Regions from separate parts of the Mus musculus genome. Here region 2 is linked to region 1. A link is a loop called in an ENCODE intact Hi-C map of the cell type or tissue named here. Cell type or tissue: heart. All regions are shown on one strand. Links, peaks and the distances in the headings refer to the core of each region. The heading gives the core; the rest is flanking DNA. Region 1 holds the start of Aig1 (androgen-induced 1). Region 2 overlaps Hivep2 (human immunodeficiency virus type I enhancer binding protein 2).

The links. A loop is a pair of places that touch in the nucleus more often than their neighbours do. Peaks named below come from ENCODE experiments on the same cell type or tissue, not always from the same donor. Only the 100,000 strongest peaks of a DNase experiment are listed, where the experiment ranks them.
Region 2: a loop joins it to region 1, with 2.9 times the contacts of the local background. A loop is called at or near these places in 3 of 42 quality-filtered maps.

The regions. Positions count from the first base shown.
Region 1 is chr10:13,862,321-13,874,174 of GRCm38, reverse strand. It overlaps Aig1 (androgen-induced 1), which reads left to right and starts at 5,218. Exons shown (of 6, transcript NM_001347362.1): 1 at 5,218-5,557. The coding sequence starts at 5,417. Gm32172 (predicted gene, 32172) reads right to left here and starts at 2,895. Exons shown (of 3, transcript NR_152745.1): 1 at 2,871-2,895. In heart, for the core only: CTCF peaks have their summits at 4,955 and 5,168; DNase peaks (open chromatin) are centred at 5,254 and 7,534; H3K4me3 peaks cover 1,683 bases; H3K27ac peaks cover 1,380 bases.
Region 2 is chr10:14,083,306-14,095,159 of GRCm38, reverse strand. The region is part of intron 2 of Hivep2 (human immunodeficiency virus type I enhancer binding protein 2); the gene reads right to left. Among named protein-coding and RNA genes, the nearest start is that of Gm51759, 38 kb to the left of the region's middle. In heart, for the core only: a CTCF peak has its summit at 5,519 (motif pointing right); a DNase peak (open chromatin) is centred at 8,809.

The DNA.
Region 1 (11,854 bases), core at 1,854-9,853:
TTAGTGTCTTTTATAAACATTTTATTTAGCTTCAATTGTAGAAAAAGAGTGCCAGTTTGTTTTGGTCTACTTCTTTTTCTTCATCTTTTCCAGTTGACCACCAGGGCAAACAGAGTCTTTTTGGCATCTCAATTCAAGTGAACATGCATGAGCAAGTACACATGGGGCCTGAAGAGATGGCTTGGTTCTTAAGAGCTCATGCTGCTCTTAGAGAAGACCTGAGTTCAGTCCCCATTATCCATGCTGGACAGCTCACAAGTTCTTGTATCTCCAACTCCAGAGGATCTTGCGCCCTCTCTGACCTCCATGGGTACTCATGCACATATACACACATGCTTACAAAATGAAATTAAACAAGTGTACATGCTTTATAAAAGCATGGCCTCTTAGTTGGTGTTAAGCTCCAAATAACCTTAAAGAGTGGCTTTCTCATTTAAAAGTGCAGACCTTGTACAGAGCATTTTCATAGTAGTTAAAATTGGGAGCTACTACAGATCTCAAACTGTGGTAAAATCTGACCTAGACATGAAATATCCACATGATGTGGTGTTGTGTAAGGGATGTGATTAATTTTAATGTTGTTTTTATGAGTTCTTAGATATTTCAAATTAGAGAAAATTTCAATTAAAATTAATAGGAAGGTGGTGGCTCATGACTTTAATCCCAGCTCTTGGGAGGCAGATGCAAGTGGATTTTGGTGAGGCTGAGGCCAGCCTGGTGTACAGAGCAAGTTCTAGAAGAACTAGGACTATACAGAGAAACAGTGACGTGAAAAACCTAAAGATAATTAAAAATAAATAAATAAATTTCCAAGGACCAGTCTGGGCTTGGAGAGGGGTTCTCAGAGAAGGGGTGTCTGGGAGCGGTGAAAAAACGACTCAAAGTCAAATCATGGGTCACAAGACGACGACGGCCTATGTCCTGCTCAAGAAAGCTTTCCAGATTGTGCTCTATGTTCTGCTCAAGACAGCTTTCTCTTGCTATTCTAAAAACTCTATGGATGGCTTATTTCTTGCAGATCAAAAGCCCACTTTTTTATTTACATATCAATGTAGTCATTATTCCATTTGATTATCCCACAGATCAGCATCCCATGACTCCAGCCCCTTGATTCTTAGGAAGAGACAGCAAACACACATTTTTTTTTAACATTGCAAAAGGATTCAAAGGTCTGCTTGCCTTTGTTAAGCACAGAAGATAATTTAGCGGGGGACATGCCCTGAAATGACCATTCCAATGTTGCCTGGACCTAAATCTGCTCTGCCCAGGCTGTCCTTGAATTTTCAGAAATCTGCCTGCCTTTGTACTTTCCTGTCTTTTATCTTTCTGACAACCTGGCTCATAGTGCAGCTCTCTCTGTTCCTTTAGATCTGTGAAGCTCCTTATATAATTCATATTGCGTCCTTATGTTTTGCATAGTTTGAAAAATTATATACTTGCGAACTCATGTTTTTAGAGTTCTTTCCCACAGCCTTGAGGGCGGTCCTAAAGATCTCAGCAGTTACCCTTTTACAGAGACATTAGCCACACCCTTGATTCCTGGACTTGTGCTGTCTCTCATTATCATGGAGTCATTAGCCTCAGCTGAGAGAACATTCATCAGAGGAGGAATATGAAAATACATACATTATTGTACAAACAAGGCTTACACCCCAGCAACCACCTCTTGAAGGCCCACACCCTGCTGCCTGTGTTCCAGGGTTGGGAACCACGTCATTCTGTCCTTTACATGGCTAAGACAGACTCCGCAATAAATAAATAAAGTTAATGTTTAGGATGCAAATTTTTGCATAGGTTATATGTTACATCCAGTTGCCTTTTGGCTTTGTAAAGGCTGACAGGGAGAAACAAGACCATTCCTTCTCTTTTTTTCTGGGTGGGGATAATGTTATAGTTTATGTTTTTATAATTTTAATATTGTAAGTATGTTATTTTTATAATGAAGGAAAAAGATGTAACTCAAAGGTTTCAAATTTTCCCATTGGCAGTTTTCTTTGGGCAAATAATATGATATTCTGTTGCTTTGAACCTCTTTTAATAGGTTTGTTATTATTATCTCTTTAATAGGTTTGTTATTATTATCTTTTAATAGGTTTGTTATTATTATCTCGCAACTTGCTAATGCACATCATAATCTTTGTCTGAGCTTCTGTTTTATGAGGACGTCAGTTTCCAATTTTTAAGACATTTGATCACTGTTAACATTGAGAGGAATTCTGCTGTGTGCAAACCTCCTGACTTTTACCTTTGTGGTATGGATAAATGTGAAGTGGGTAGATAACTTGTATATATATATATATATATATATATATATATATATATATATATATGTATATATATGTATATATATATATACCCCAACTCTGCTAGAAAATGCTTATTTAATGTCAATGCAGACTCATTGGTTATTGTAAGGGCCTTGTGAAGGTTTGTATACGCTTGGCCAAGGGAATGGCACTGTTGGGAGATATGGCTTTGTTGGAGTAGGTGTGGCCATGTGGGAGTGGGCTTTAATACCCGGTCCTAGATGCCTGGGAGTACTCTGCTAGCATCCTTTAGATGAAGATGTAGAACTTCCAGCTCCTCCTGCACCATGCCTGCCTGGATGCTGCCATTTCCTGCCGTGATGATAATAGACTGAACCTCTGAACCCTGTAAGTCAGCCCCAACTAAATGTTTTCCTTATAAGACTTGCCTTGGTCATAGTGTCTGTTCACAGCAGTAAAACCCTAATTGAGACAGGCCTGTTTCTGGATCTTCTTCCTGGATTTCAGGAATGTGGTGATGTGTCAGCCAATGTCTTACACACACACACACACACACACACACACATGAATAAAGAGCTAGTACCAGGTTTTAGACGTACTTACCTCAGAAAATCTTCAGCCTCAAATCGAAAGCGCTCACGTGACTGGAAGCTAAAGCACAGTTCTGCAGTCTTTGCTGCACATTCAGCATGTTTTCAGCGTGTTCGGCATGTTCGGCATGTTCGGCGCGCTTACTCAGTTATAAAGCCCAAGAGGGCAGGTGCTTTCCTCCTTTCACCTCTCTAGCTGTACAGCGGTGTGTAAAAAGGAAGAATGAGACACAGCAGACATTTCTTCCGCACATTGACCCTGGAACTCTTGAAATCCAGTGTGGAATCATGTAGGTACAAATACATAATCTGTTTCATAGAAGGAACAGCATTTTGAGTGAAGTTTAAAGTCCATGCCATATTGTCCTTGATACATTGAAAATACAATTAATATTCAGGTTACTATCACCCCACAGAGAATACCTGTCAGTCATGACTAAGATGCTAAGACATGGACTAAAAAGCAAATGAGAGGGCTGGCTTAGTGATTAAGAGTACTGACTGCTCTTGCAGAGGATCCAAGTTCAATTCCCAGAACCCACATGGCAGCTCACAACTGTCCGTAACTCCAGTGCCAGGGGGCGCAATACCCTCAAAGACATAAATGCAAGCAAAACAGGAAATGAGAATTTAAAAAATATTTTATAAAGCAAAATGAAACCCATTGAACACGCTATGAAAATATGATCAAGAATCTCAAGAATCTGGGATTGACATTTTTAATGAAGCACAATTTCAGCCCAGGTTTATATAAAATGTTCCATTATTAAAAACACAAAATCATCTCACAAGAAGATAATCAATCAAGATAATGAAAGCAAGTCTGTTAAAATCGTCTCAAAACACCCCTCTGGGGATTGGCAGGGAGAGCAACAGAACTCTTGATGTCATAGTAATTATTCAAAAATTCTCCATAGTAAACTCTTAAATAGCTTCATAAAACAATACTTTATAATTATGGGAATGGGTAGAAATCTTGTGAACTACTTTCTCAAATGTAAAGTAGGAGGGTTGTATCAAACTTTGTAATATCACATCACTTTATAAAACTTCATTAGGCCCAAGTGAGAGGGCTTCAGTAAATTCATTTTTTCTTGTAATTATATGAACATTCATTAAGGACACACACACACACACACACACACACACACACACACACACACACGCAAATAGATCCTGTTTAAACATGAGTATGAACTCATAAATTCTGAGTGAAGAATGCTTTATGCTAGTAATATCATCTTGTGATTTCAGTTTCTTTCAGCATAATTATGTCAATTAAAAAGACCTAGTGGCTCTCTTCCCTAGTGGAGTGGAAAAAACTACGAGTCGGATTTGTTTGCTTCTCTTTACCTCTGAGACTATGCTTTCCCCTAGACCTTCCCACCACACCCTCTGACTCAGAGACTATTTGAATGGGACACCTGTTTTGAATGGATCCACAGGAAATACTCATGTGGTCTTCTCATAACCGGACCCTTTATCTGGTTGGTTGAAACATGATCATGATTTAAAAGAAAACAAAAACCCTACTCTGCCCACAGACTGTTGCAACTTCCCTGTGACAACATTTACTGGAAGGCTGAGGGAATCCAGTTTATATTTACTTTCCTCCCATTCAGCTCTGGTGCGGTAGTATAAGGGAGGTGGGTTGGGAAATGTCGAAGTGCAAAAGGAATTTTAACTCCGAAAGATTTGTATTAAATCACACATGCGTGGGTGAGGTTTACATCCTCCGGGTGGTTTGACTTTCAAATGGAATGCTGTCTCGTAGCAGTCATGGCAATCAGCACAGATTTCTATTTATAAAACTTGCCCTGGTCAGTAATTGCTAAAGTAGCTTGCCATCAAGCCTCATGACCTGAGTTCGATGGAGGGGACTCACACCTGAGCTGTCCTCTGGCCTCCACGTTTGTCCTGTGGTACATGCATATACCCACAAGACGTAATAAAAAGTTTAAAAAAGAATTTGTTCAAAGCTCGTGCATACTGATAAATTATTAAAGCCTTGTGAAATTTATAAGGGGCTTCACAGTCATAAATGCTCATTAACATTAAACCCTCAACTGAATCCTAAGTAATGGGTGTCACTGGAGGGGGACTGTGTGTGGCTTTACACGTTCTGACCCCATCTGGTGCCATGGCAGCCAGCACCAGCTGCCCGGGGATGCCGGGTCCGGACCGGTTCGGTCAGGTCCTTCCCGTCTGGAACCGTGGTTGCCCGAAAGGCGCTCCCACCTTGGAGGCCGGGGGGGGGGGGGGGGGGTGGACCTCGCGGACCGCCTAGGGGGCGCCCGGCCGGTACGACGAACGCCGCTGCAGAATGACGCAGATGACGCCAGAGATGACACCAGGCCGCCAGCTCGCGTAGGCTGCACTGCCGCCCCGCCCGCGCAGGTCTCCGGTGCGCTCGGCGCCGCCACTGTCCCCGGGGACGCGCCCCGCCTCCTGCGCTCCGCCCCTCGCCGCGCCGCGCCCCGGTTCCCACGGCGCCCGGCACCGCGGAGCAGCTCGCCTGCCCTCCCCACGAGCAGCCCGGCGGGGCCAGGCCGCGCGAACATGGCGCTTGTCCCCTGCCAGGTGCTGCGGGTAGCAATCCTGCTATCCTATTGCTCCATCCTGTGCAACTACAAGGCCATCGAAATGCCCTCGCATCAGACCTACGGAGGCAGCTGGAAGTTCCTGACCTTCATTGATCTGGTAAGGCCGTGGGCTGCACCCCCGTGTGCGTGCGTGCGTGTTTGTGCGTGTTTGTGCGTGTGTGCGTGTTTGTGCCTGTGTGTGTGTCACGGGAGCACCAACGCGTGCTGGCCACCAACAGCCACGCTGGGCTCCACTGAAGGCCTGGATGCCCTTCTCACCTTTACCTGGTAGGTAGAGGAGGAAAACATGGGAGTACAGCCAAACGGGCACAGGCCTGCTTCTAAGAAGTGACCAGGGAATAGGATTGTGCCACCAAAAGCATCTGTTGGCCCCGATCATGAGTGCCCTCAGATTAATTCTCCACCGAAGTGTTTTCCAGAACCACATGCAAAGGTAAACTTGCAGCACCCAAAGGAGACATGAGTATTGTCTGGTTCCATGGAGCATGGCTTAGAAACACACAAACACACCTCCTTCCGGAGGAGGGAAATCGCCCCATAGGAAAAAACCCTTGCACATGTTTTTCTGCCCACTGTCAACAATTTGTTTAAAACTCTTTCTAGAAACACTGAGAGAGCAGTTCACGGTGAGGCTCCACCTGGCAACTACTGAACTTCTAGTCGTTCACATTGAAAGCCTGCAGTTTGTGTAATCATCTGTTCTGTTGACACGTGATAATTTTAAAGAGGAGCAGACAACGATAATTATTTTTAAGTTTTTATACCTTGGGTACCGAAAGCACTCCTGTAGATAATCAGAGGGCACAATGCCTTGTAATGACTTGGGGTAGGTGTAGAGCTTTGAAAAGTCACCAAGACTAAGTCATAAATACATTCAAAGGTTATCAAACAAGGGTCGTGTATGGAAACACAAGCAATTAAAAGATCACGGAGAAAAACATACAATCAACTCCTGGAACGCAAAGACTCTGAGGTTATGCATAAGCTTGGTGCAATCACAAGGTTGGCACAAATTTTCTTGACCCTCCACTTTGACAAATTTGAACCTATTTGAATATCGTTCCGTCGGTGTAAGATGCCTAAAGAGATACAGGTAGATGTTTTCAAAAAACCTTCTATTTTCAATATATAAGATATACGCAACTTTTCCCACCTGCCTCTAGGCAAAGGGCTGCCTGGTGTTGCCTGCCTGAGTTGGGCTTTTCAACTTCTTATTGGAATTAACTTCCGTCTGAATATATGCATTCCCTACCAGCGTCTTTTTCCTCCTACTGTCTGCCCACCTGAAGAACACATGATAGGACTTTGCTCTCAGCTTCTTGTAGCTTTCATATAGATGGCTAACTCTGGGAGTACCTGCCTGGATGGGCTGATTGGCTAGTCAGTGGAGACTGGCTTTGCCAGATGTGTGGTACAGCAAGCAGATGTTCGCATATACAGAGTATACTCAATCTTCAGTAGCCCCAAGGCTCTGATAGTTATGCATAGAAAGCATTTAGGATGCTGACAAGTCACCAGGAATCTTCTTAAGAGTGAACTTAAATTAGTGATGCCCACATACTATTAAAAAAAATGTGAGCTGGGCGGTGGTGGCACACGCCTTTAATCCCAGCACTTGGGAGGCAGAGGCAGGTGGATTTCTGAGTTCGAGGCCAGTCTGGTCTACAGAGTGAGTTCCAGGACAGCCAGAGCTACACAGAGAAACCCTGTCTTGAAAAACCAATACCAAAACCAAAACCAAAACCAAAACCAAACAAAACAAAACCAAAATCCAACCAACCAAACAAACAAACAAAAAGTGCCTAGGCTTTCAGAACCCTTTGGGATGCAATGCGAGCAGAACTCCTTTTGTATCAAGGTCTTCTCTCATTCCTGAATCAGCTCTTCCCCTGAGCTGGTCATTTGAGTGTGACCGAAGATGGAGCCATAGCTTTTATGAACACCATTCCTCTGGGCCTTTGCCTTTCATGGTTCTTGTGGGGGAGGAGAAAGCAGGTCACTGGGTGAGAGGTCATCAGGAACTGGGGGTGTAGGTTAACTCAATGCTTTACATTGGCATTGGCTATTATGGATTAGAAAATGAGGATCACAAGAAACAATCTCCCCCCACTAGTCCTCATGTGACTTGAAACGGTAGTAGTCAGTTTGGCAGGCTGCCATGCCCTTTCTATTTTCGTATGCAATTGTTGGACCCATTTATAATAGCACTTAACTATACAGATTTTCTCCGGGTAGCCCAGTATTAAACTCAGGTTTGAAACTTCATTTCACTCTTACGTTTTAGCCCTCTGTTTATCTAGAGTCTTAATCCAGTCATTCAAACTTGTCACAGTCTGTGGCTCCTGGTTGAAATGGAATAATTACACTTAACTAGTAGTTCCTGAGAGAAACTACCTCTGAAGTATATTCCACAAATCATGCAGAGCCTTATTCTTCTATTAAAGGCTTAGAGTCCTTGGAGCACTGTACAGCTGTACAAACAGCCGATCTGTCAGACCCCTGTGAGGACCTGAAAAGAGAGCCCTAATGGAAGCTACCTGTATAACTTTACATTCCTCTGTGTTTTTAAATGGCAGTGAGTAAACTTTACCTACTCCTACTGGGCAATTTTGATGATTCTAAGCAGTTTTCAAAGAGGGCCTTTGCTTGTCACAATTTTTACAAGAAGGCCCCATTTCTGGCCAACTTGCATCGCAAGTGAGGCCACTAATCACGACGGCCATGGTTAGGATCTAGTTCTGTGGCATCAGCTGACTTGAACAGGACTCAGGAAACTTGGGTGCGTGAAGCCAGGCACAGGTGGTTATGTGGTGGTCAAATCTTTCTTTGAGTAGGAGAGCCATCCCAGCAGAATCAGAGCTGGTGGTCAAAAGCTGAAACGTGGCTCACTGCTACTGGTAATCTTAGATTGTTCTTCCCGAGAATTGCTTTCCTTAGTGTGGAGAGACTGCCAGGGAACCAGAGTGCCATGGGAGACTTCAAGTTAGCAAGTGGAAAAAGACCACCTTGATGTGGTAGGGAGAACCGTGGGACCCAAATATTTCCACATCTTAAAGCGCAGAATCTCTTGACTGTGTTAGGTTAGTGGGCAAGAGAGGAAGTAAGACAGTTTAGTTGTTCAGGAACATGCAGAATACATATTGGTTCAGCACACACATGAGCCCTCTTAAAGGCAGAATAACAAATCGGGAGAAGACCCAAAACGAGGAGGATGTGACCATGGGAGTAAGTGACAAAGTGACACTGCCATTGCTGGCTGTGAGGATGGGGGAGGGGATTTTCAAGCCAGGAAGGGGCAAGGACTTGGTTTTCCAATAGCATTTATGCAGGGTTTACAGATCTGCTGAATTCTAAGTTTTATCTCAGTGAAACCTGTTTTGGACTTCTGACCTCCAGAGCTGTAAAATAATACGCTTATATAGTTTAGGCCACTAACCTGTTGTAGCAAGTTACCAAATGGGGAAGAACATTGCTGGCTGCAGAGTCTCTGGTTTAGAGAAAACATCCCAAGAGGCCCGTTCATTGATTCAGCCACTTAGGCATATCAGAAAATTGCTTTTTTTTTTTTGGATTTTTTATAAACATAGGATTTTACCTGCTTCTTCATGTGGGGTATGCATATGTGGAACAGTGGACAGTGGAAAATTCTATAAAGATTAAGCCACATGGAGAAGACAAAGTCTTTTCTTTGCTCTGAACTATCTCTGAAACTACTGCTATACAAAACATATACTGGCTAGTTTTGTGTCAACTTGACACAGCTGGAGTTATCACAGAGAAAGGAGCTTCAGTTGGGGAAATGCCTCCACGAGATCCAACTGTAAGACATTTTCTCAATTAGTGATCTGGAGGGGGGCGGGGCAGTGCTTTGTGAGTGGTGCCATCCCTGGGCTGGTAATCTTGGGTTCTATAAGAAAGCAAGCTGAGCAAGTCAGGGGAAGCAAGCCAGTAAGGAACATACCTCCATGGCCTCTGCATCAGCTCCTGCTTCCTGACCTGCCTGAGCTCCAGTCTTGACTTCTTTGGTGATGAAGCAATGTGGAAGTATAAGCTGAATAAACCTTTTCCTCCCCAACTTGCTTCTTGGTCATGATGTTTGTGCAGGAATAGATACCCTGACTAAGACAACACACTAAGCCAAAAGGACTACTCTGAATTGTAAATGGGCTGGAAAAGAAATTAAACAAACATTTGGGATATTCTCTTAGTCAATGTCATTACTGATGGATTTTCTCCAGATGATCTGGGCTCATTCCTATATTCACTAGCTGTACGATTCTTCTTCAACTTACATAGTGATTATTCCCAAAGATAATTAAAACAAAGACTTAGAAGAAATCCAGGATAGATTAAACCACAGGCAACTGTGTTGTATAAGCCTGCATGGTAATTCTTAGAGCAGTAGGTAGGTTCTTAGTGAATGTCTGAATAAGCAGAAACAATATCTTTGCAAGTAGTTAACGAGTGTTTTTTTTTCCTTGTCTATTCTCCTCCCAAAACATCAAAGCCCCTTTTAAAGTGTTTTGACCCAAACATTATTTACATGTGCAATAAAATGTCTAACACAGGAGGCAGAATCGACTTCCTGAAAAACACGAACTGGATATTTGCCATCAAGATTAGCAATGACGTTGGGTTCAAGTTTGTAACAATAAACAAATAATAAATAAATAAGGTCTGATATTCTCAGCCATTATGGTTTTGTTACTTATCATTTTTAGAGTTATTTCTTTTTTTTCTTATTTTTATTAGGAATTTTTTTCATTTACAGTTCAAATGTCATCCTGAAAGTCCCTTATACCCTCCCCCTGCCCTGCACCCCAACCCATCTACTCCCACTTCCTGACCCTGGCATTCCCCTGTATTGGGGCATATAATCTTTGCAAGACCAAGGGTCTCTCCTCCCAATGATGGCCGATTAGGCCATCTTCTGCTACATATGCAGCTAGAGACACAAGCTCAGGGGGTACTGGTTAGTTCATATTGTTGTTCCTCCTATAGGGTTGCAGACCCCTTCAGCTCCTTGAGTACTTTAAAAAAAATTATGTACTATTATAAGTACACTGTAGCTGTCTTTAGACACACCAGAAGAGGGCATCAGATCAGATGGTTGTGAGCCACCATGTGGTTGCTGGGATTTGAACTCAGGACCTTCTGAAGAGCAGTCAGTGCTCTTAACCACTGAGCCATCTCTCCAGCCCCCAAGAGTTATGATTTCTTAGGGCCGTGCCTTGCTCATTAGTTTTATCTGGACCTTTCATACAGGTGTTGGGAGACTGCTGTCTTTCACCCCCTTGCTCAAAGTGTGAGTGAGGACCGGCATGCTTAGTGCTGCACTAGAACTTAACTATACAGATTTTCTCTTGGTAGCCCAGTAATTTTTTCCCTTGCTGTGACAAAATACCTCCAACAAAGGACTTGGAAGGACTAACAGTTTAATTTGACTCCCAGTTTGTGGGGATACAGAACATCATGAAGGGGGAGAAATGTCAGTAGGCACATGAAGCAGAGAGCAAAACTTCAAGGCTTACCACTATGCACACATTTCCTCTAAGGAGGCCCCATCTCTTAAAGTTTCCTTTAACATCCTTCCAAAACATGACCAACTGGTGGGGACCCAGTGTGCAAACATGTGAGCCAATGGGACATCCAAGCCTCAACACCTTTGCAGCCAGAATTAGCATCTTAAGAAGATCATCAGATGATGTGTGTCTATATTCTAATTTGATAAATGATGCTGCGGACTGTAATTTAATGTGGAATGCCTGCAGATAGTAATTCTGAGATAGTAATTCTGCATACTTCCAAACTGTGCTTAAGGTGCCTTAAACAATGACATAGTTAAAACATGTAAAACGTTACAGTTTGAAAACAGAAGCGAAAAGATAGGTACCATACATCAAGTGGTAGGCTACTTATTCCCTCTGAAGAACATATTGAGATAATCTTCAGGGCAGCCAAGACACACAAAACAATTACATTGTCTTACTGTTCCTAGAGATGGAATAGTCAATGTGTAACATCGTGCCAGGGAGCAGTCTCCTTTCTTGGGTACTTACTTGTCAAGTCTGATACTTATATCATCATATTTAGCACACTAGTAGCATGATAGACAACCTCTTTTTAATATTATAATTAAACATTCTTTTGTTTGTTTGCTTTGTTTTTGAGACAAAGTCTCACGGTGTAGCCTGGCTGCCTTTGAGCTCAAGAAGTCTGCCCCCCTGCCCCTCCCACCCCCACCCCCACTCCCATCCCCCAACCCCTTTCTTCTCAGTACTGGAATTAAAAGCACGTGTCACTATGTCTGGCTAATTAAACATTCTTTGGCTGGATGCTTCATAATTTTATGAGGGACCAGGGCAAGGTCTTATATTTTATATGAGTGAAGGGA
Region 2 (11,854 bases), core at 1,412-9,411, 220 kb before region 1:
AGGCCACCAGACAAGGGACTCAACTGTCTCCTGATCTAAGTTTGCATACAAGGAAACTGCTGCTAAGGGAAGAACAACCTGAAAATACTAAGAATGAACAATGCCCATTGTTCAGAGGGCTAAACCATTTTTCTGCTTCCACAGGCCAGACCAGTAAAGCTCATATTATGTGAGGCATGTATTGGGTGAGCACTGTGAGGGGTCTTGCCCTGACAGTGTGTGTGTGGGTGGGTGGGGGGGGGGGGATCCCAGGGAGAAACGCTGCCTGTGGAAGAAACAAGCTCTTACACACATCTGAACTCTACCCCCACAGAAAGCTGAAAAGGACTTTAGGAATGCAAAAGTTGAGAATTTAACAAGGAAAAACTCTGACCCCAAAATATCAATTATGAAGAGAAATGTAAAAAAAAAAAAGATTCATGTTGAAGGGGGAAATCACCCTATCAGAATCATCCCCAGGCATGACAAAGACAGAATTAGCAGCAAAGGATATTGTACTTGCTTCAATTCGATTTCATACAGTCAAAGAGTAAATATTAGTTATGCTATGTAGTGATGGGAGGGTGTGACCGAGAACTAAACCATACTAACAGGAAATTCTCAAAAGTCAAGACAAGAAAAATGAACAACAGAAAATTGTATATCAATGGAAGATTAAAATCACAGAATAAAGGTTAATGATACGACATGAACCAACTCGAGAGAACTGTTCAAATACATGGCTTACTCACAACCTACAATTTGAGCATATATCTGCTGTGGATTAGCTGTGGTTTGAGTGTGTCCCCTAAAAGTTCCGTGTTGGAATTGGTCCTAGTGCAGCCCTATGAGAGAGAGCACAGTCCAGTAAAATGTCACTGGAGGCTATCATTGTAAGTGATTAACTAAGGTCTCCAACTAGCTCAGAGTAAGCTGTTACCTCCCACAAACACGCCCACTGTGATGTCATCCATACGGATATCATCAGGTAGGACACCAAAACATCAGAATCTGCATCCTGATGTTTGGCCTTCCAGCCACAGAACATGGGGTAAAACAAAAATGAACAAACAAACAAACAAAACCCACCTTCTTTCCTCAGTTAATTTGTTATAGCAAAGGAAAACAGACTAATACAGTATAGACGTTAAATCAGACCAATGGTTCTGAGGCTAAAATGTACTATGTAGTTAGGGATCAATTCAATACCCTAAAGTGAGCTACTTATCTTCTGTTAACAATGTTGTGTAAACTTATTGGTGTCTTACCTTATATTTCTATTGCTGGATATATGCGTTGTTCATAAGACTTTTGCTATAGATCCTTAAATCAGAACCGATACAACATAAGTTACTTTTCTGTTTTAAGAGACTAAGTTTTTTTTAATATTCTTTTTTGAATACTTGTATTTAGTTAGTTATTGAGTGCATGGGTGTGTACATGCGTGTGCATGTATGTGCTGTACATGCGTGTGCATGTATGTGCACAGGTGTGGGAGCCAGAGAATGATTTGTAGGACTTGGTTCTGTACTTTTGCATTTGTGTCCTGGGGATTGAACTCAGGCCTTTAAGCATGACATTCAGTGACTTTACAAACTGACCCACCTCACTGGCTTCCATCAAAGACTCGTATTCTTAAATTTTTAAAATCTACTTTTTAAATACCATCATTTATAACTCTCATTTTCTGTTTTTGAATATTCAGGATTCCAGAAAATATTCACATTCAAGATTTTATGACTATACATGAATATGAATATATATGTACATATATGTCCAACATATTTAATTTCCCTTAAATGTGTTCCTGTATTAGATAAGACATAGTATACTGTTAAACAATTTAAATTTGATGATTTATAAGCCAGATGGCATTTCTATCTGAATGTACCATCATTGATTCAGTTCTTCTTGACCTAAACCATAGGTTCACCTCTTTTAAGTTGTTAACTTACTCAGCAGATTTCTGCAAACAACAACAGAAAGAAACAGTCATCAAACACGATAATCTAGGGTCAGGTAAATGAAAACTATTTTTATACATGTACAGTCAGGTGAGGACAAACCAGTAAGAGCAGACATGAATGGGTGATGGGGAGAGGGCTCAGGGAAGTACAAGACACACTGTATAGAAGAGTTGACCAGCCACCTTCCCTGAAGCACATGTGGAAGGCTCACCTACAAGAGACACCGGAAAACAGCAATGGCCAGAATGCTTATAGCAGAGAAGACAAAGGAACAAGTGCATTCTGGGGACAAATAAACACGGGCATCACTTAAGAACTGATAACTTTGTGAGGAGGAAGAGTGAGATGGGCAAAGAAGTCATTTCTGGTAACAAAAACAGTAGCTCTCAGTTCTAGCAGCTGCAAAGTTTAAGATCAAGACATTGGAATCTGGTGAAGGCTTTCTTGCTGCAACATTGGTTCAAGTGTGTGTGTGTGTGTGTGTGTGTGTGTGTGTGTGTGTGTGTGTGTGTGTAAGAAAGAGAGAGACAGAGACACACAGAGAGACAGAAACAGAGAGAGGGAGACAAAGACAGAGAGACAGAGAGAAAGAAGCACACTCATCCTTCGATAAGGATCTCACTCCTTTAATAATGACTCCACGTCTATAATAACAGCAGTATCCACTCAACACAGCAAATCTCTTATGGTCTCATATACTGCCATTAGGTCCTGCCTCCAAATAATGTGGAACTGAGGACTAGGTTTCTAACACATTGCTTCTGAAAGGACACATTCAAGTCATAGCAAAGCTGCTGGTATTATTACTATATTAAACTCCAAATTATACTACACAGCCATAGTGACAAAGAACACAGCTGGTATTATCACTATACTAGACTCTAAATTATACTACAGAGCCATAGTGACAAAGCCACCATAGTACTGACACAAAAAGAGACACACGTAGACTGATGGAACAGTTCTATCTAGAAATAAGCCCACAGCTATGGCTAACTAGTAGCTGACAAAAATGCCGTGTGCACTTTGCTTTGGTTTAATCCTTCCCCTACTCACCCTCCTGTTTCAGGCTGTGCACCTCTACCCGGGGTTAACCTCCTTTCCACTCTCGTGCCACAGCACTGATCACTCTCTCCACTCTCTTTCCTCAAAAACTGCTTTTTCCTCTCGCATGGTTTGACAAAGATGTCAAATATATAATACACTGGGAAAAAGCAGCCTATTCTACCCATGGTACCAGCCAAGTTGAGTATCTATTTGCACACACAAAAAATCAGACACACTCATATTCCAATTCTAAACAAGGCTGAGAATTTATTTTAAAACCTTAAGTGCTGAAACTCCTGGAGGAAAACTAAGAACAATTCCAGGAATAGGTGAGCATTTTCTGAAAGGACTGCAATGACAAATGGGATTACAAAAAGAATGACAATGCTTCTCTACAGCAAAATAAACAGATACACTACAGCAAGTAGAAAATCTTTACCAGGTACACTTCAGGCAGGGTGTTAATAGCTAGAATATAAAAAGAACCAAATACCCAGAGAGACACAGAAACAGACACAGAGAGACAGGCACACACATATACACACACAGACAGAGAGGAATACAAACAGACATACACACCAATGTTGACACACACATGCACACGCGCGCACGCGCACGTGCACACACACACACACATGGAGACACACATAGTCACAGATACAGGGGAAAGAGAGAGACAGCCAGACAGACACATAAACAGACATAAACAAAGACACACACAGACACAAAGAGAGAGACATAGACACAAATGACTGACATTTTAAAGAGTATTAAACATCTTTAGGCTTCAAGAAAATACAAATTAAAATTTAAAACAACATTGAAATCCCTCTCAGCACAATCAGAAATACTAGGATAAAAAAAAAAAAAAAACACACTCACCTCCAATAACAAAAAACACAAAGCCAAACAAACAAAAAGCATGATGGAGCTGGAGATACAGCTCAGTGGTCGGGAGCACTTGGAAGTTAAGAAATCTTCCAGAGGACCTGGATTCAACTGCTTGCACCAATGTAGTGGCTCACAACTGTTTGTAACTCCAGATCCAGGGGACCTAATGTCCTCTTTTTGTCTCCATAGGAACCATATATGCACATGCTACACAAACATGCATGCAAGCAAAACACCCATATACATACATTCCTTTTTTTAATTAAAAAAAAAAAATGATGCTATGGTAAAAAAGGAACTCTTAGTCACTGCTGGTGGGAGAATTAACTGGAGGCACAGCCACTACAGAAATCAGAAGAGATTTCTTAAAAACAAGACCAAAAAAAAAAAAAAAAGCCAACAAAATACACGTAAGAAGAGATCCACTAGGCAACCCAGATGTGCCACGTCTGAAAATGCTGGTAAAGGACTCCACCACAGGAAATTCGCACATCCATGTTTATTTCTGTTTTACTCAGAACGGAAAGACAAAGAATCAGTCTGGATCAACTGATAAATTAATAATGAGAATGTACTATAGATATACACAATAGAATTTAATTCAGCTATCTGAAGAGAAATTTATAGGGAAATTATTACTTTCCATTTATTTATTTATTTATTTATTTTATTTATTTATGTGTGTGTGGCAGGGGTGGGGGAGTTGCATTTACAGGTTTGTGTGGATGCATGTGCATTTATAGGTACACAGGTGTACAAACCAGAGTACAACTGGTGTCTTCCTTAGTCATTATCCATGTTAATTTTGGAGACAGGTTCTCCCATTGAACCTGAAGCTTACTCTATCAGCTAGGCTTCCTGACCCATGAGCTCCAGGTATCCACCCATCTCTGCACAACCCAGTACGGAGGTTACAGACAAGTGCCAATCTGTCCAGCTTTTACAGGGCTGGTTTTACAAGAGTGCATGCTTGCATTGTTGGCACATTCCTGACTGAGGCTTTTCGCCGGCTTTAGCACTGTAAGTTATTATATTGAGTCAGGTAACCTAGACTCAGAAAGACAGACACTGTATACTCTTTCTCATGGGTCTTGGCTTTTAATCTTTATAGTATGCGTTTATGTGTGTGTGTGGGGGGGGGGAGTTCATGACACTAGAAAGGTGATCAAGAGCGGGAATAAAGTAGCTTTAAGGAAGAGTTGGAGGAAAGGGTAGTAGGACGCATGTAACCTGGAATGGACAGAGGTTAGAGGGGCTGGGCGGGAAAGGAAGATCAACCAAAAGAAACTACATACAAAGTACTAGCAATAAACCCATCACTATGTGTGCTCATTGAAAACCCAAACAGATAGAGCAAAGAAAACACTAATAGGAAAAAATAGTTCACAGAGAAAAGCCAAAGACAGTGGCACACTGATCAGTGAGGATGGAAACGTGTCCATGTTGCTGCAGCGCGGCAGTGGTTAGCGCTCTGGCCTGCAGGGAAGAGAGTGTGCAAGGAAGGGATAGGTTTTCAGACTCAGTGTGTCCTGCTATAACACAATGGAGGCACCAATGGGAAGGCTCTGCGGAGAAAGCCTTCACAGACAGTTCCGCTGATCTGAGTTGGATCGCTGCATCCCACAAGGTGGCAGGAGAGAACTGACTCCTGAGAACTGTCCTCTGACCTCTAAATGCACAATAACTGTAAACCCTAATAAGTGCCTAATAAGTGGTGGCAAACTTATCGGGTACACGCATAATCTTCTTTAAGAAAATTGAGAATCCCAAAACATTCCTTATTTAATCCCAAACCTTTATCGTACTGCTAATCTTCTGAACAAAATACCTAACTCAATTATCTTCATCTTAAATGAAGATTAAGGACAGTGTTTTATACTTCTTCCCCATTGTCCCATCTAGTAATCCCACGATGACATAGGGAAGGCAAAATCTTCCTTTATATCATAGTACATACATTGAGGTCTTTTTACCTGCTTTATATAAGTGTGTGTGTGTGTGTGTGTGTGTGTGTGTGTGTATGTGTGTGTGTGTGACTATACATATATATTCATATTCTACATCAGTCTGGTATCTCTTTTGGAAGACAAGTATGCATGCAGATGAAAATGTAAATTATAGCCTTGAAGATCAAGTTGAGTGCCGTTGCATTTATAATAATACTATCCAAGCACAGTAAAGGAGAGGCTGCTATGAGCTGGGGTTGAGAAGGAAACACTTATGCAGCTGGTAGATGTAAATTAGGGCTTGAAAACTCTGACAGGCAGAGATGAGGCTTGGAAATGCCTGAGTTCAACAACAGTTATGCATCTCAGGAGAGCCAGGGGCTCACGACAATGATTTAATGAGCAAAGTCTCCAACTCTGCTCTTATTTGCCTTCAGTTCGGCCATGACCAGCATGTAGTTTTGTTTTGTTTTGTTTTGTTTTGTTTTGTTTTGTTTTGTTTTGTTTTGTTTCTTTCTTGAATTTCCTTAATTAACTTCTTTAATTACATTGCATAGGCACAAGCCTCTGTAATCATATCCCCTTTCAATTGTTGACAATCTCCAGTTCACTCCACACTCTTAGCACCTGTCCAGATTTCCAGCCTCATTTATGAAGACCTTCCCACCGCACTATGCTCTTCCTACACACCACCTCTTCCCATGTGGTGTTCATGGTTTTCTAGCACTCTGCATATTAGGGCAGACGGCTTCTCTCTCTCAAAGACCCAGGTCGTCCAATACTATCCATTACCCCCTGCATTTTTCTCTCTTACACTAACTTGCCATTTATACCACACAAACTGGATCTAAGACCTCCAACAACAGTAGACACTTTACCCTCCTCGGAAGCTTCCTTGGTTCAAAGTCTCTCGTGCTCAGGACTCTAAATCATAATTTACTGCTTGGAAACAATCAGTCTACAACAGCAAAGAAAAGAATTGGCTGCCATCAGAGATTAAGGCAATCTGATTCTAGATAAATGTTTATTTAAATTCCCTACTTTTTTTTCTCAGTGGCATCAAGGAATATGGAGAAAGAAAAGGGGAAGGGTGGGGAAGAGGTGAGGAGATGGGGAGGGCGAATGATGGGCAAACAGGAAGAGGATTGGGGTCTGCTGAATGAGTCAGGCCTGAGCAGCTCAAGAGGAGGTCCTTGTGGAATGGAGCTGAAGAGTACTGCCTCTACCCTTGAAGGAAATCAACAATCCCAGAGCAAGTGGATCTGTGTGACCTTCAAAAGACATTCCGTCGTAGTAAAACGAAAGCATGAACTTACCTCTGGAGAAAACCTGAATTTTCTCCTGAGACTCAGATGGTCTATATGTTTCAGAAACCTAACAGTGCCTGCCTTTAAAGATCGCTTGGTAATTAGCCAACTGGAAAATTCTAAATAAGGTACTATGACAGTAGTGGCTAGAGCTTAACAAAAAAAAAAAAAAAAAAAAGCACACTTGGGCCCGGGTAGATAGCTCAGTGTGTAAAGTGCTTATTATACAAGCATGGGAACCTAAATTTATTCCCCAGAACTCATATAAAAAACTCACAGTGTTAGCAAAGACAGGAGACTCTCTGGAATTGCTAGTCAGTAAGTCTAAGAGAATCAGTTACACCGAAGGTCCTAACCTCGGTGGAAACCTTAACTGGAAAAAGCCAGGTAAATGGCAGTGAGAAATGAAAGATTGTCTTCGGGCTGCACATAAGCATGCACACATACATGTATACACCTCCACCCCTTCCCACAAAAACGCTTGGCTGCGGCTCGGTGGTAGAAAGCACACTTTCAGAACCCCATTCTTACTTATTTCACTTTCCCTGTAGAGTAATGCTTTGTTCATTCAGAGATGACAGGCAGTTACCATGTAGTAACAACCCCAGGGTCAGACCTAAATTCTTCCACTTCCAGCAAACGCTGGCCCCTTCCCAGCATTGTGTACAGGAAGTGCACAGTATCTTTAGTACTAAGCTGGACTTTATGTTGAGTGTGTCTTACAAAAAGAGAAATAAAACTTTACCAATAAGTGTAAGATCACTAAATTCACACTTTTCCATGTGAATGGTGAGAGCTAACATAATTTAAGAGTAAAGAATTATCTAAACCAGTAGAGGAACACCATGGGCAAAATGTGTATGTTTTAGGTACCCGGAGGAACTGCACAAAAAAAAAAAAAAAAGGTATATTAAGAAGTGACATTTAAATTAGATCTCAAAGCACAGATGAGGACATAATAGGTAGATCAAAATTATATCTATATAACTTTCATCTATCTATTCATCTGTACCTCATAATTAGATAGATAGATAGATAGATAGATAGATAGATAGATAGATAGATAGATAGATAGATAGATAATACTGATATAAATAATATAGATAGATGTATTTAATAGATGGTAATAAAGATGTACTGGGCCTGGGTTATTTGCCAGGCTATAGAGCTTGATTTTCCTCTACTGCCACCACTTGAAGGTGACACTGAAGAAGACAGCTAAAGAGACATGGCATAGTGTCCACGAGAGACCCTGCCTCAAAAAGATAAGGTGTATGTATGACACTTGAGGTTGCTTTCTGGCCTCAATGCAAACGGACACACTCATATATACAACCAGCCCCCACACATACAAGTCAAACACACATGAAAAATGCCCATGAGAGATTCCGTTTCTTCTATAAGAAAATGCATGTCTTATGTAACAAAGAAGATTAATACATTCAATTAATAATGTCATGGCTTGAGAAAGAGACACTTGCGTGGCCCTTACCCAGGTTTCTAATAAGGACAGGATGCTAACAGTGAAAGGACCATTTAGAAAGCTGATTTCCTTTCATCGTGCCTGTTAAGTGTTTACTTAATTCACATCCTGTGTGACCCTATGGGAAAATTTTTAACTACTGCTGGGGAAATCCCATAGGGTTACGCAGGATGTGAACTGGGCTTGTGCTGAACCACCTTCAGCTTGAAAAATAAACTGGACGAGGTGAGTTTCACTTTCTGTTTGTCATAAATTCCACACTCTACCTCCTAAAGTTCACATTCACAGAGCATCGGCCTCTCTGGATGGCAGGCCAACAGAAGGCCTGCGTTCTCACTGGATCTTTCAAATAAAACTTGTAGAAAGAATATTCCTGTTCTACAAGCGGCACAAGAGGCAAGTCAGTGCCGTCGATCAAAGGCAGTCAGTGGAGCACTCCCAGAATGCTCCTGCATACCTGCAGCACACACAGGCCAGCTGCGCCTTTCCAGTTCCTGTGAAGAATGCACAGCAAACCACTTCCCCTATAGAAAGAAAGAAAAAAAAAAAAAAAAAAAGCAGCCCAACTTACTTGCTGATGGAAACAGTGTCATACTTTCCACTGGCCAAGCTTGAAACCATTACTGATTTAACCTTCATTAATTTTTCCACAACGATTTGCAGAAATGTCAGGAAGCAGCTGTATGAAGACTGATTAATTATCCTTATCATGGCTACTTCGCCAGGCACTTGTACCCCCCCCCCCCACTCCTATTGATACATGTATGTGTAGAAATATCTAAATATATATTCTAGCATGAAAATGAAAGTCAGCCCTTTGTCCTCTGTTGGTTGAGATGGGTGGTATGGGATGTGTTACTCTGAAAATCTAGATTGATCTGCGCTGTCTTTCAAGGGCCCAAATCTGGATCTGGAGGCAACCCCATGAAATTTGGGACAGTAGCCATGAAGGAAAAGCTTGCTTCCTGCCGATTACTCAGATCTGTTCAAACAGACGCTAATGGATTCATGTCTTAGAGCAACACTGCATGTGTTAGTCAATCACAGAGGCTCGAATTCACTTCCGAAATGTGAATTAGAAAATCAAATGCCCTTTCTCTACTTTTTTTTTCAACTTTTCTTTCCTGCCTCATCATTTTAGATTGCAGGGTACCATCTGTCTCACCCCATCAAAGAACACGCTCTGCATGCCTGGCACAGACGAGGGAGCAGCACACCTCACAGCCCCACGTGTCAACCGCCGAGCATCGTTAAGGCAGGTTCGCCACCCAGTCTGGCCATCTGGGTGACTGGTTCAAGCAAGTTTGGCTTCTCGGGCAGCACTAATGTCAAGTAATACTCAGGAAGATAAACACTGGCAAACTTATTTTCCCTCTAAGACACAGGAATGTAGACAGAAATGTCAACGTGCACCTACTAACGCTGCCAACTAGAAAGCTTCAATAGCAAAGGCTTGTCACATCCCTGAAATACGAAGACAGTCCAAACCTGGCACCTTCCATAACAACTCCAATTTTAAGTAAGAACCTGTTTTTCCTGCCCTCATACTAAAAGGCAATAAAGTGGAACAGGCTTAGAACCAAATGACAACAGTATCTTTCAGAGAGACGGGGAGAGGCCCTCCTAAGACTACATAGACAACACCACAGACCATCCAAAGGCTCCCTTCTTACAGACACACTCATTCCGCAATCCAAAGAAACCCTGGTGTACAGCACTGATGTAATAACAAGAGGCATGCGACATCCAGGCCAGATCATGCGGATCTGGGCCAGAATATCAGCTTTGAATCATATCCCACACTCAATGAACAAATCATAGCATCAGGTGAACTACCTAACCTCTCTGTGCCTCACTTTTCTAATCTGTTAAATGGAGATAAAAGTAATGGCTCCATTAGAATTACTTGGTGCTTTAAATTGGCACCATTTACCACCTTTAAAGTGGCCACCTTTACCAGGCCATTAGGTCTGTATTTTTCAGTTGATGTTTCTGACTTAAGATTCATCTAAAAGTCAGAGAGACATAACATGGGAAGAGTTCCTGAATTCATTTAAGCAAGCTCATTGTATTTTTGAAAAGATGTGTCAACCATAAGGGAAGACATGCATAGATTTGAATATGCCCATTAAAAATGAATTAAATAATCTGGGGTTAATAACTTTTTTTATTGGTACTAGTAGGACAAGCATGTAATGATGGGTGACACTGGGGCAAGCACTCCTGAAGACTGTCACAACTCATCACTTCTGCTAGGCCTAGAAAGCGCAGGCAGGAGGAGCCATCAAGACCTGCATGGGCATGGACTTCATCATAGTCAAAGACTTCCTGATGAAGACAAAGGTGCCCATTTATTGACATGAAAATCAGGTGAAATGGCAGAAGGTCACATGGTGAAGAAAGGAAAGTTCTTTGACTTCCTCTTCTACCAGGCCCTAAGGCCTTGATGTGTTATGGTACAACATGGGTCTTTGTGTGGCCTAGGACTTCTCCATCCTCTTGCTGCCATGACCGTCTTTCTGCTCCCTCACAGACAAGAGTCAAAGAGAGAAATAAAACCATTCCTACCCTCTCCAATCAATGGATTTCTAGAAGAATCCTTTTAGTACCTATGCCAATGAGAGTATTTACTGATATGAAAGTGAACTGCGGATGCCACCAAGACTTCGGGAGAGACCCAGAAAGAACACGAAGGAGAGGGTTTGGTTCCTGTTTCTCTGAGCTCTCCTTTTTTTATAGAATAGAGTTTATTAAGGGCATGGGGAGGGGAGTTAAGAGGGTAGTAGAGTCAAAGAAAGGCAGACGGGGAGAGAGAGAGTAGAGAAGTAGAGGAGTAGAGACCGGTCATGAGAACACAGAGAGAGACGGTGGAAGAGGCGAGAGGACAGAGGACAGAGCAAGGGCAGGAGAGCAAGAGAGGAGCAAGAGAGAGCAAGAGTCTCTGAGCTTTCCTTATCTGCCTGCTTCCCTGGGAGTTCCACTGTCAAGGAGGGAGAAGAGAGACAGAAGCAGAAAAGAAGGGCAAGATGTTGTTGAGCACTCTCAGGAAAATGCATTTGTGAGTATTTATTTTGCCTTTATTGGAATTGAGAACAAAACTCAACCAATCAATCCCTATCCAGAATGAATGAATGAGTGCATGAATGAATGAATGAACGAATAAATGCTCCTGATATATACATGAAATCAGTTCTGTTCTCTTTCCCTATCTGATGTCTGTGGGCCCTGCAGGGC